Regions from separate parts of the Homo sapiens genome. Here regions 1 and 3 are each linked to region 2. Evidence: chromatin contacts called from ENCODE Hi-C or POLR2A ChIA-PET data. All regions are on one chromosome and are shown on one strand. The core of a region is the stretch at or near the end of the contact, and the rest is flanking DNA. Distances in the headings are between cores, read along the strand shown.

Evidence for each region. A loop is a pair of places that touch in the nucleus more often than their neighbours do. ChIA-PET counts read pairs that join two places held with the same protein, here RNA polymerase II (POLR2A). Pooled maps may share reads with other maps.
Region 1: a pooled map shows a loop between it and region 2 (5-fold over the local background). The contact joins the promoter of HROB here to the promoter of CCDC43 in region 2. A Hi-C loop is called at or near these places in 2 of 50 pooled maps. POLR2A ChIA-PET finds 5 or more read pairs at or near these places in 2 of 52 experiments (OCI-LY7 and naive thymus-derived CD4-positive, alpha-beta T cell).
Region 3: a loop to region 2 is called in a pooled map, with 4 times the contacts of the local background. The contact joins the promoter of NAGS here to the promoter of CCDC43 in region 2. A Hi-C loop is called at or near these places in 5 of 50 pooled maps. POLR2A ChIA-PET finds 5 or more read pairs at or near these places in 2 of 52 experiments (B cell and activated CD4-positive, alpha-beta T cell).

Annotation. Positions count from the first base shown.
Region 1 is chr17:44,140,535-44,143,595 of GRCh38, reverse strand. HROB (homologous recombination factor with OB-fold) reads right to left here and starts at 1,666. Exons shown (of 10, transcript NM_001171251.3): 1 at 1,451-1,666. The coding sequence starts at 1,453. RefSeq lists silencers at 841-1,135, 1,382-1,441 and an enhancer at 1,742-1,911.
Region 2 is chr17:44,688,369-44,691,675 of GRCh38, reverse strand. CCDC43 (coiled-coil domain containing 43) reads left to right here and starts at 1,900. Exons shown (of 5, transcript NM_144609.3): 1 at 1,900-2,126. The coding sequence starts at 1,923. LOC105371792 (a long non-coding RNA gene) reads right to left here. Exons shown (of 4, transcript XR_007065769.1): 4 at 2,663-2,735. LOC124904010 (a long non-coding RNA gene) reads right to left here and starts at 1,895. Exons shown (of 2, transcript XR_007065770.1): 1 at 1,822-1,895; 2 at 1,366-1,681. RefSeq lists enhancers at 1,770-1,909, 1,578-2,167.
Region 3 is chr17:44,002,764-44,005,931 of GRCh38, reverse strand. NAGS (N-acetylglutamate synthase) reads right to left here and starts at 1,310. Exons shown (of 7, transcript NM_153006.3): 1 at 843-1,310; 2 at 21-295. The coding sequence starts at 1,268. It also overlaps a transcript of PYY not described here. RefSeq lists an enhancer at 1-387.

The sequences.
Region 1 (3,061 bases), core at 417-2,916, 550 kb after region 2:
TTTGGCTCACTGCAACCTCCACCTTCCAGGTTCAAGCAATTCTCCTGCCTTAGCCTCCCAAGTAGCTGGGATTACAGGCCAAGCCACAATGCCTGGCTATTTTTTTTTGTATTTTTAGTTGAGACAGGGTTTCACCATGTTAGCCAGGCTGGTCTTGAACTCCTGACCTTGTGATCTGCCCACCTCAGCCTCCCAAAGTGCTGGGATTACAGGCGTGAGCCACTGCGCCCAGGCTAATTTTTAAATTTTTATAGATACGGGGCCTCACTACATTGCCCAGGCCAGTCTTGAACTCCTGGGCTCAAGTGATCCTCCCACTGTGGCCTCCAAAGTGCTGGGATTATAGGTGTCAGCCACAGGCTGGGCATGGTGGCTCACTCCTGTAATCCCAGCACTTTGTGACGCCAAGGCGGGTGGACCACCTGAGGCCAGGAGTTCAAGAACAGCCTGGCCAACAAAGTGAAACCTCGTCTCTACTAAAAATAGAAATAAGTTAGCTGGGGTGGTGGTGCCCGCCTGTAATCCCAGCTTGTTGGGAGTCTAAGGCAGGAGAATTGCTTGAACCTGGGAAGTGGAGGTTGCAGTGAGCGGAGATCGCACCACTGCACTTCAGCCTGGGCCACAGAGTGAGACTCTGTCTCAAAAAAACAAACAAACAAAAACAGGTGTCAGCCACGGCCCCTGGCTTGGGCCTAAGGATTTTGCAATATCCCAAAGGTTTCGCCTGACCAATCTTATGTCAAACATAAGAGAAACTACCATAAATCCAAACATGTCTGCACAGTGGCATTGTTTCTGCAAATGAAGCCAGTAGTTTCCCTACCTAATCCAAGGCCCAAAAACTAGGGTCCCAGGAGAGTAGGATGCCCCAGTCCACGGTTCCTTCTTTCTAGCCAGCAGGGCTGCTGTAGCCAGTTCCTGATGAGTGTCAAACCCAGATCAGAGGTGGTGCCTAACCCCAGATGCCAGAGCCGCAGGAGCTACAGCTGGCGATACAGTTCCCAAGACTCTAAGGGTCAGAGTGAAAGGGGTGGGCGGGAGACGACGGTTGCAGTGAGCAGAGATCACGCCACTGCACTCCAGCCTGGGCGACAGAACGAGACTTCGTCCAAAAAAAAAAAAAAAAAAAGTAGAAAGTGTGGGGCGGGGAGGGGAAAGGGATGGACCCAAGCGGTAGTGACGTCTGAGCGCACTGGAAAGGGGGGTTTCCCAGGAGGGTAGGAAGGCAACAGGAGGGAAACTGAGGCCCGGGGGAGGAGAATGCTTTCTCAGGGTCTCCGGCGCGTCCATGACAAGCCCTGACGACAGCCCAGGTCTCCCGACTCCGCCGAACCCCCACCCAGACCCCGGTCCTGCAACTTGCGCGGGCGAGGGGCTGGAACCCCATGAGCAGTTCCGGAGGCCAGGGGGCCCTGCGGCCCGCCAGCCCCCAAGCTGGGCGCGGCATTACCATAGCGACGGCGGGTGGGCCTCGGCGGGGAGGTTGGCCCGGCACCCCGAGTCCGGGGAGTCGCCGGGGCCTTGGACACGACCCAGGTGGAAGTCTCGGACTCCGAGGGACAGTGCTTCCGGGCTGGGGTCAGAGGGATGAGTCTCTGCGATATAGGGAAAGTCGCCAGGAGACTGGCGGCAGGCGCCTTAGGCCGCATTCGAAGACGCCGCCACTGGGGCGTCTCCGCCTTCTTAAAGGGGCAGGCATATTTCTTTCCCGCCGACACAAAGGGCCTTCTCACTGTAGTCTTCCGCTCTGGTCTTAAAGGGGAAACGGATGGGCTCTCGGTCGCCCCCAAGCGGCTCCTCTTCCCAGTCGGCTGGTTCAGCACTGGTTCAGGTGAGATCAAGCATCTTGGCCCCACGATGCCTAATCCTGCCCCCGCCCCTTTCTTTTCCGTTCTTTTTTTTTTTTCTTTTTTAAACCGAATCTCGCTCTGTCGCCCAGGCTGGAGTGCAGTGGCGCGATCTCGGCTCACTGCAACCTCCGCCTCCCGGGTTCAAGCGATTCTCCTGCCTCAGCCTTCGAAGTAGCTGGGATTACAGGCGTAAGCCATGGCGCCCGGCCTCCCTGCTTGACTTAATACTGCTTCAGAGCAAGACTGTGGCTTTTCACCTTTGTGAACCAGCATGTGGCACATTGAAGACACTCAGAAAATGAGTTTGTTTTTGTTTTGAGACTTACTTTACTCCCTTACCCAGCCCGGAGTGCAGCGGCACAGTCATGGCTCACTGCATCCTCCACCTCTTGGGCCCAAGCAGTCCTCCCACCTCAGCCTCCTGAGTAGCTGGGATCACAGGCACACACCACCAAACCCAGTTAACTTTTTTTTTTTTTGACACGGAGTCTCACATTGTTGCCCAGGCTGGAGTGCAGTGGCACGATCTTGGCTCACTGCAACCTCTGCCTCTCAGGTTCAAGCGATTCTCCTGCTTCAGCCTACCAAGTAGCTGGGATTACAAGTGCCCGCCACCACGCCCGGCTAATTTTTTTTTTTTTTTTTTTTTTTTGAGACAGTCTCGCTCTGCAGGACAGGCTGCAGTGCAGTGGCATGATCTCGGCTCACTGCAACCTCTTCCTCCTAGGCTCAAGCAATTCTCCTGCCTCAGCCTCCCGAGTAGCTGGGATAACAGGCATGTGCCATCATGCCTGGCTAATTTTTGTATTTTTAGTAGAGACAGGGTTTCACCATGTTGGCCAGGCTGGTCTCGAACTCCTGACCTCAGGTAATCTGCCCGCCTCTGCCTCCCAAAGTGCTGGGATTACAGACGTGAGCCACTGCGCCCAGCCACGCCCAGCTAATTTTTTGTATTTTTAGTAGAGACAGGGTTTCACCATGTTGGCCAGGATGGTCTCGAACTCCTGACCTCAGGTAATCTGCCCGCCTCTGCCTCCCAAAGTGCTGGGATTACAGACGTGAACCACTGCGCCCAGCCACGCCCAGCTAACTTTTTGTATTTTTAGTAGAGACAGGGTTTCACTATGTTGCCCAGGCTGGTCTTGAACACCTGACCTCGTGATCCACCCGCATTGGCCTCCCGAAGTGCTGGGATTATAAACGTGAGCCAC
Region 2 (3,307 bases), core at 651-3,150:
TTGAATTCACAGTTCCCCTGCATCTGGATCTACCCCCTTTTTCCCTCCAGTCCCTTTATGTAAAGAACTCCTACCATTCTTCAAGAAAGTTCAAGCATCATCTCCACTGGGAAGCCTTCCTGGATTTCCTATGAACCTCTCCCCACCTGCTTCCAACTCCACTCCAACAGGTAAAGTTAACTCAATCTTCTAGGCATCCTACTGCAATCTCCGCTAGATAAAGCTCCATTAAAACATTTATATCACTATATTGTCATCATTTGTTTAAACATGTCTGTTCCTAATGGATTAAAAACCCCTGAGGACATATATTTTGTGACATTCATTTTTGTGTTTTCAGTGCCAGCAACAATGCCATACTGAAGGTACTCAGTACATATTTGAGGAAGGAGTTAGCCAGGACCTTGCCAGCTTCCTCTGCACTTCAGCTAAAGCCAACCAAATTCTTGGGTAATTCATTCCAGCCCAGAGCCAGGTGTTTTGACGTCAGCTGAAGCTCTCATAACTCTGCCAAAGAAGAGTTCTTGCCACTGGTTAGGCGCCCTCTAGTTGTGTGACTCTCTCCATATCTGTCTCCTTATCTTTAGTGATTTTGTTTGTTCGTTTGTTTGTTTGTTTTTGAGATGGAGTCTCACTGTCGCTCAGGCTGGAGTGCAGCGGCGCGATCTTGGCTCACTGCAACCTCCGCCTTCCGGGTTCCAGCGATTCTGAGTAGCTGGGATTACAGGCCCGCGCCACCACACCTGGCTTTTGTTGTTGTTGTTGTTTGTTTTGAGACGGAATTTCGCTCTTGTTGCCCAGGCTGGAGTGCAATGGCACGATCTCTGCTCACCGCAACCTCCGCCTCCTGGGTTCAAGCGATTCTCCTGCCTCAGCCTCCCACGTAGCTGGGATTACAGGCATGTCCCACCACGCCCGGCTAATTTTGTATTTTTAGTAGAGACGGGGGTTCTCCATTTTGGTCAGGCTAGTCTCGAACTCCAGACCTCAGGTGAGCTGCCCACTTTGGCCTTCCAAAGTGCTGGGATTACGGGAGTGAGCCACCGTGCCCGGCCTTATTTTTGTATTTTTACTAGAGACGGGGTTTCACCATGTCGGCCAGGCTGGTCTCGAACTCCTGACCTCAGGTGATCCACCCGCCTCGGCTTCCCAAACTGTTGGGATTACAGGCGTGAGACATGGCGCCCGGCCTGTCTCCTTATCTTTAAAATGTGGACAATAAAAGCATCTCCCCACAGGGCTGTAGGGAGGATTACAAGAGATAATGCATGAAAAGCTTTTGGCACAGTGCCTAGCAGAGGGTGGGGTACGCTTCTCAAAGAATAGTCCCGTGCACGCGTTGAATCAATGAGTGGAAGAAATAACTTGAGGTTGCCTGTTTATTTACTGAGTGCCTACCATGGAATCAGGGAAGGTTTTCTGCAACCTTTACTTTGACAGGGAAGGGCTTGTACAGGTGAAGGTGGTAGCCGTCGGTAGCGACGACGAGGGTATTCCAGGCTGTCAGGAGGTTCTTGCCAGACAGCTGTGTGGGAGTGGGCGGCCAGCATCCCCCGAAAGCGCGGGGAAGGCAGCTCGGTCGGGTGGAGGAAGCGATGGCATCCACGCTGAGCTCCAGTCCTGGGTAGTTATTAGCCGCGTGACTTTGGCCAAATTACTGCACCTCTCTCAACTTCCCGAACTGTAGAATGAGTCTGTTAAGAATACTCACATGCCAAGCATCTTGTGAGATCACGCGACCGCACGTATGCGAAGACGCGCTTCATCTAGAAAGCACAAAACTCTCAAGCCGGCCGACACGGCTGCGCTCTTTGCACTTACGGGCCTGGGCTTCCTCTTCAGGCATGCGCGGTGGACCTGCGGCGCGGCCCGTCAGGCACTGCGGTAGGCGCCCTAGGGGCTTGCAGGACCCTGACCCCAAGATGGCGGCGCCCAGCGAAGTGGCCGCGATAGCCCCTGGCGAAGGCGATGGCGGAGGCGGCGGCTTTGGCTCCTGGCTGGACGGACGGTTGGAGGCACTGGGAGTGGACCGAGCCGTTTATGGAGCCTACATCTTGGGTATCCTGCAGGAGGAGGAGGAAGAAGAGAAGCTGGACGCTCTGCAGGGGATCCTCTCTGCTTTCCTGGTGAGTAGCCTGGACACATTCCTTCAGCCTCTGGCCAGCATCTGAGGACCTGTCAGTACTTTGCACCCTCCCTCCCCTACCGGGTATCCCAGAGGCTCAGTGGTCTCACCTGGGAGAGGTATACTCCTCTGATATCTGGGCGGCGGGGGAAGGAGGTTGCTCCCCAACCAGGTGTGGGAAGCCTGAAAGCTGCAGGTACACAGAGAGGAAGGGCTTTCTCGTATTCTTGGGGACAAGGCCCTCTCCGATGCTTGTGAGTGAGCCGAGGAGGGTTCTTCCGAAGGCATTGAAATGTCAGAATGGGAATGTTATCATAAATATCTGACGACCAATTCCATTTCCATCCGTTTACAGTGTTCACTGGGGGTATTAAAATGCTCTTGGGAGGTCTGTGCCTATTACAAGGCAGTTCCCAGGGCTGTCCCATGACAGAAGCCTGCAGGAAGTGCCCTTTTGATTCTTATATGGATGTAGGAGTCCATAAAAGGTAAGCTGGTGGTAGAAGTCTTTTCATGCCCACGCAGAACTGAAGCAAACGTCGTGCTTGATCCATTACAGTATTTACAGTAATCATTGGTGGTGGGAAGGAGGGTATGAGAGAGATCAGAGCTTTAACGAAGAGAGAGAAACTTAGTCCTTAGCCTGTTAGAAGCAAGGTATTCAGAAATGTGTACTTTAAGCTATGTTTACATAGTAAGTCACCCAGATGTCCACTTTTTCAACCTGATCATTTCTGCTGCCTTCATCTTCACTTCCCACACCTCCAACATACACACTTATTAGACTGGTTATTACAGATTAAATTGGTTGTAGGTGCTACCTGTGGCTGTCTAACAAATTGTTTCCTTTTAAATACAAGCTTAAAAATAAAATTTACTTGAATCATCACTAAATGCTGTAGAAGCTAGAGTTGTCTCTGCATTCATGGATTAGAGGAGATCCTGGATACCTGATTGCTACTGTGAGAGCCACCTGTCTGTCCATCAAAGGCTTTATCCTCTGGCATTTATTACAATGGACAGGTTAGAAAAATGGGTTCTTTGTTATTCTCAAAACCAATTTTGAAAGGCTAGTAATAGAATCAAAATGTACCATGAGGTGGGGCACAGTGGCTCATGTTTGTAATCTCACCACTTTGGGAGGCTGAGGTGGGAGGATTGCTTGAGGCCAAGAGTTCCACA
Region 3 (3,168 bases), core at 61-2,560, 690 kb after region 2:
CGGGCAGGGCGGGCACTCACCTGGCATGGGGAGCCGGCTCGGCAGCGCGTAGCACAGACCCGCCGCCAAAAAATGGCACAGCAGCGGCGGCGTTGTGTCGAAGCGCGTCTACCAGCACCTTGCAGCTCTTGGCCAGCTGCGCCTTGGCCTCCCAGAAGGAAAGACAGCCCGAGGGAGCCGTAGGGGCCGGCAGCCCCAGGACCACCAGCGGCTTCATGTCCATGCGCTGCAAGAAGGCCAGGGCAAAGGCCAGACTGGATACGCCCTGCTGGCACTTGAGCACCTCCTCGTCCACCTGCGGAGGAGTGGGCTTTCAAGGAGCGTGACACGGACCTGAGCCGCTGGCTCCCACAGCCTGGCCTGCAGGGCCGTCTCGGTGACCCTACCCTTCCAGAAGCTGTCAGGACCCAGTTCTGGCCACCAGTGCCCACCTGCTCCGCCCTTTGCCCCGTTGGGTCTTGCCACTCCCTTGTCTCACGCTGGGGTACCTCCCGCCCTCCTCCCTCCGACCTTGGACTCCGGGACATCTTTGGGGGAGGGGCAGTGCAAGCGGCTCCTGTCCAGGTCCTTCTGAACCCCTAACTGCGCCCATGTTGGGGGCCTTCTTCAGAGCATCACACCTGGCGGGTGGGGTCCCCCAGGATCCTCACTCGGGCTGGGCGGGAGGCTTCCGGAGGAGCTTACGGCCTCTCCCATTCCCGGCGGCGCTGGTCTGGGCCCTGCCGGGCTCCTTCCCGCTTCCGCTGCGCAGAGCCCGCAGCGTATCCTGCCATGCCTGAGGACAGGTGGCCGCACAACCCCATCCCCTCGCTGCGTCACGGCCCACGCCGGGCTCCGCTCACCTCGATGACGGCGAAGGGCTTGTCCGCGGAGTGATGGCAGGTCTGGAACTGCGTGAGCCAGTGGCGCGCCTCCCCAGGGCTGGCCCCGCACTGGTTCAGGAAGGCCTGGATGTCCCGCTGCACCAGCGAGCGGCCCGAAGGAGGCTCTGGGGACTCGTGGGGCACCGGGGGCCTGGGACTCGGCACCCACGACGGCTCCTCGGCGACGGGCGACTGGGAGACGTCGTCCGCGCCCGCGTACTCCTCGGGCGGGGGCTGGGGCTGCGACCAGGCGGTGCTGAGCCGGCGCCCCGGGCTGGTGCCCCTCGCCGCCCGCCGCCGCGCGCCACAGCTCAGCCTTCGGGCGCCCCCAGTGCCTCCCCGGCCTCTCAGCCTCGGGGCTACAGCAGCTGCCCGCAGAACCACAGCCATCAGCGCCGTCGCCATGACGACAACCAACTCTTGCCCCCCAAGAGTGGCAGTCTGTCTGGAGCGTCTGGCACTGGGGGGCTCTTAACTTGCCGTTGGGCGGGGCTGGACCTGGTCGGGGCGGGGTCCGGACAGGGGACCAGGAGTCTCCTCTGGGTGCGTTTGAGGAGGGTCAGGCCATGAGTCAGGGGGCGGGGCCACTAGGCTCCCCCGCCCCTGGAGGAACTGAACCCACTATCGGTCATGGGGCCGAGACTAAATGTGGCGGGTTGTCTTTAATCTGCTGCCAAGGTAGGTTCCAGGGGCGGCTTTGGGAGTCTGCAGGGCCTTGGATGATTGGCATTCTGACCAGAGAAGAAGGGACTGTAGGTGGCTTTGAGCACAGGGCTGGGCAGGGGGCTGGAAGGAGGGCGCTGGAAAGAGTAGAAGAAGGGGGGCAGTGGGAGGGCGGGGGCGGGTGGTGCTGGCCTTGTCTGTCCTGTTGCCTGAGCTCAAAAAAGATCCTAATGAATGACCATGAGGTTACCAGGGTTTGCCAAACTCCAGTCACTGGGTACCAGCTTGAGGAATTCTGTGATATCCTCAAAACACCCCTCAAAACTTATAATACTTTAGTGTTAATGCTTTTCTTTATCGAATATCACATCTGGTAAAAATAAAATAAAATAGAGTTTTTTATTTTGGTTTTTGAGATAGGGTCTCACTCTGTTGTTGCCCAGGCTGCAGTACAGTGGTGCAATCATAGCTCACTGCAGCCTCCACCTCCCAGGTTCAAATGATCCTCCTGCCTCAGTCTCCCTAGTAGCTGGGACCACAAATGCACACCACCATGCCCAGCTGATTTAAAAAAAAATTATTTTTTTTGAAGACGGGTGTTCACCATGTTGCCCAGACTGTTCGTGAACTCCTGAGCTCAAGCAGTCCTCCCACTTCTGCCTCCCAAGGTGCTGGGATTACAGGTGTGAGCTACTTCACTCGACCTCTGTAACCCTTTTTTTTTTTTTTTTTTTTGTTTGTTTGTTTGTTTGAGATGGAGTCCCACCCTATTGCCCAGGCTGGAGTGCAGTGTTGCGATCTCGGCTCACTGTAATCCCCGCCTTCTGGGTTCAAGCGATTCTCCTGCCTCAGCCTCCTGAGTAGCAGGGATTACAGGCAGACACCATCACACCCGGCTAATCTTTGTATTTTTAGTAGAGACAGGGTTTCACCATGTTGGCCAGGATTGTCTCAAACTCCTGACCTCGTGATCCACCTGCCTCAGCCTCCCAAAGTGCTGGGATTACAGGCGTGAGCCACCACGCCCGGCCCTCTTTAACCTTTTTAAACTTAAAGTTTATCCATGTTAGGTCTGTAACTAGGCCAGTATCACTTGCCATAAGCCTTAAGAATCAAGTGAGGAGGCGGGTGGGTCATTTGAGGTCAGAAGTTCAAGACCAGCCTGGCCAACATGGTGAAACCCCATCTCTACTAAAAATACAAAAATTAGCCAGGCAGTAGTGGCATGTTTCTGTAATCCCAGCTACTCAGGAGGCCAGAGAATCACTTGAGCCTGGGAGGAGGAGATTGCGGTGAACTGAGACTGTGCCACTGCACTCCCGTCTGGGCGACAGAATGAGACCCTGTCTCAAAAAAATTAAAATTAAAATTAAAATCAAAATTAAAAAAGAATCAAGTGAGAGGAAAACAATGTTATTACATTCCATTATATTCCATCTGCATAGCTTGCCTGCTTTCTTGGTAACATGGAAGGTTAGCAGGTGCCATGTGTTAAAGATACCCTAGCACCAAGCAAAGCCTTCTGTGTGGTAGAGGAATAGCTAACACATGTCGAATGCTAGGCACTATGCAAAGGACTTCACAAATAGTCATTCATTTAATCCTCTCAGTGACTCCAGGATAGCTATTATCATTATTCCCA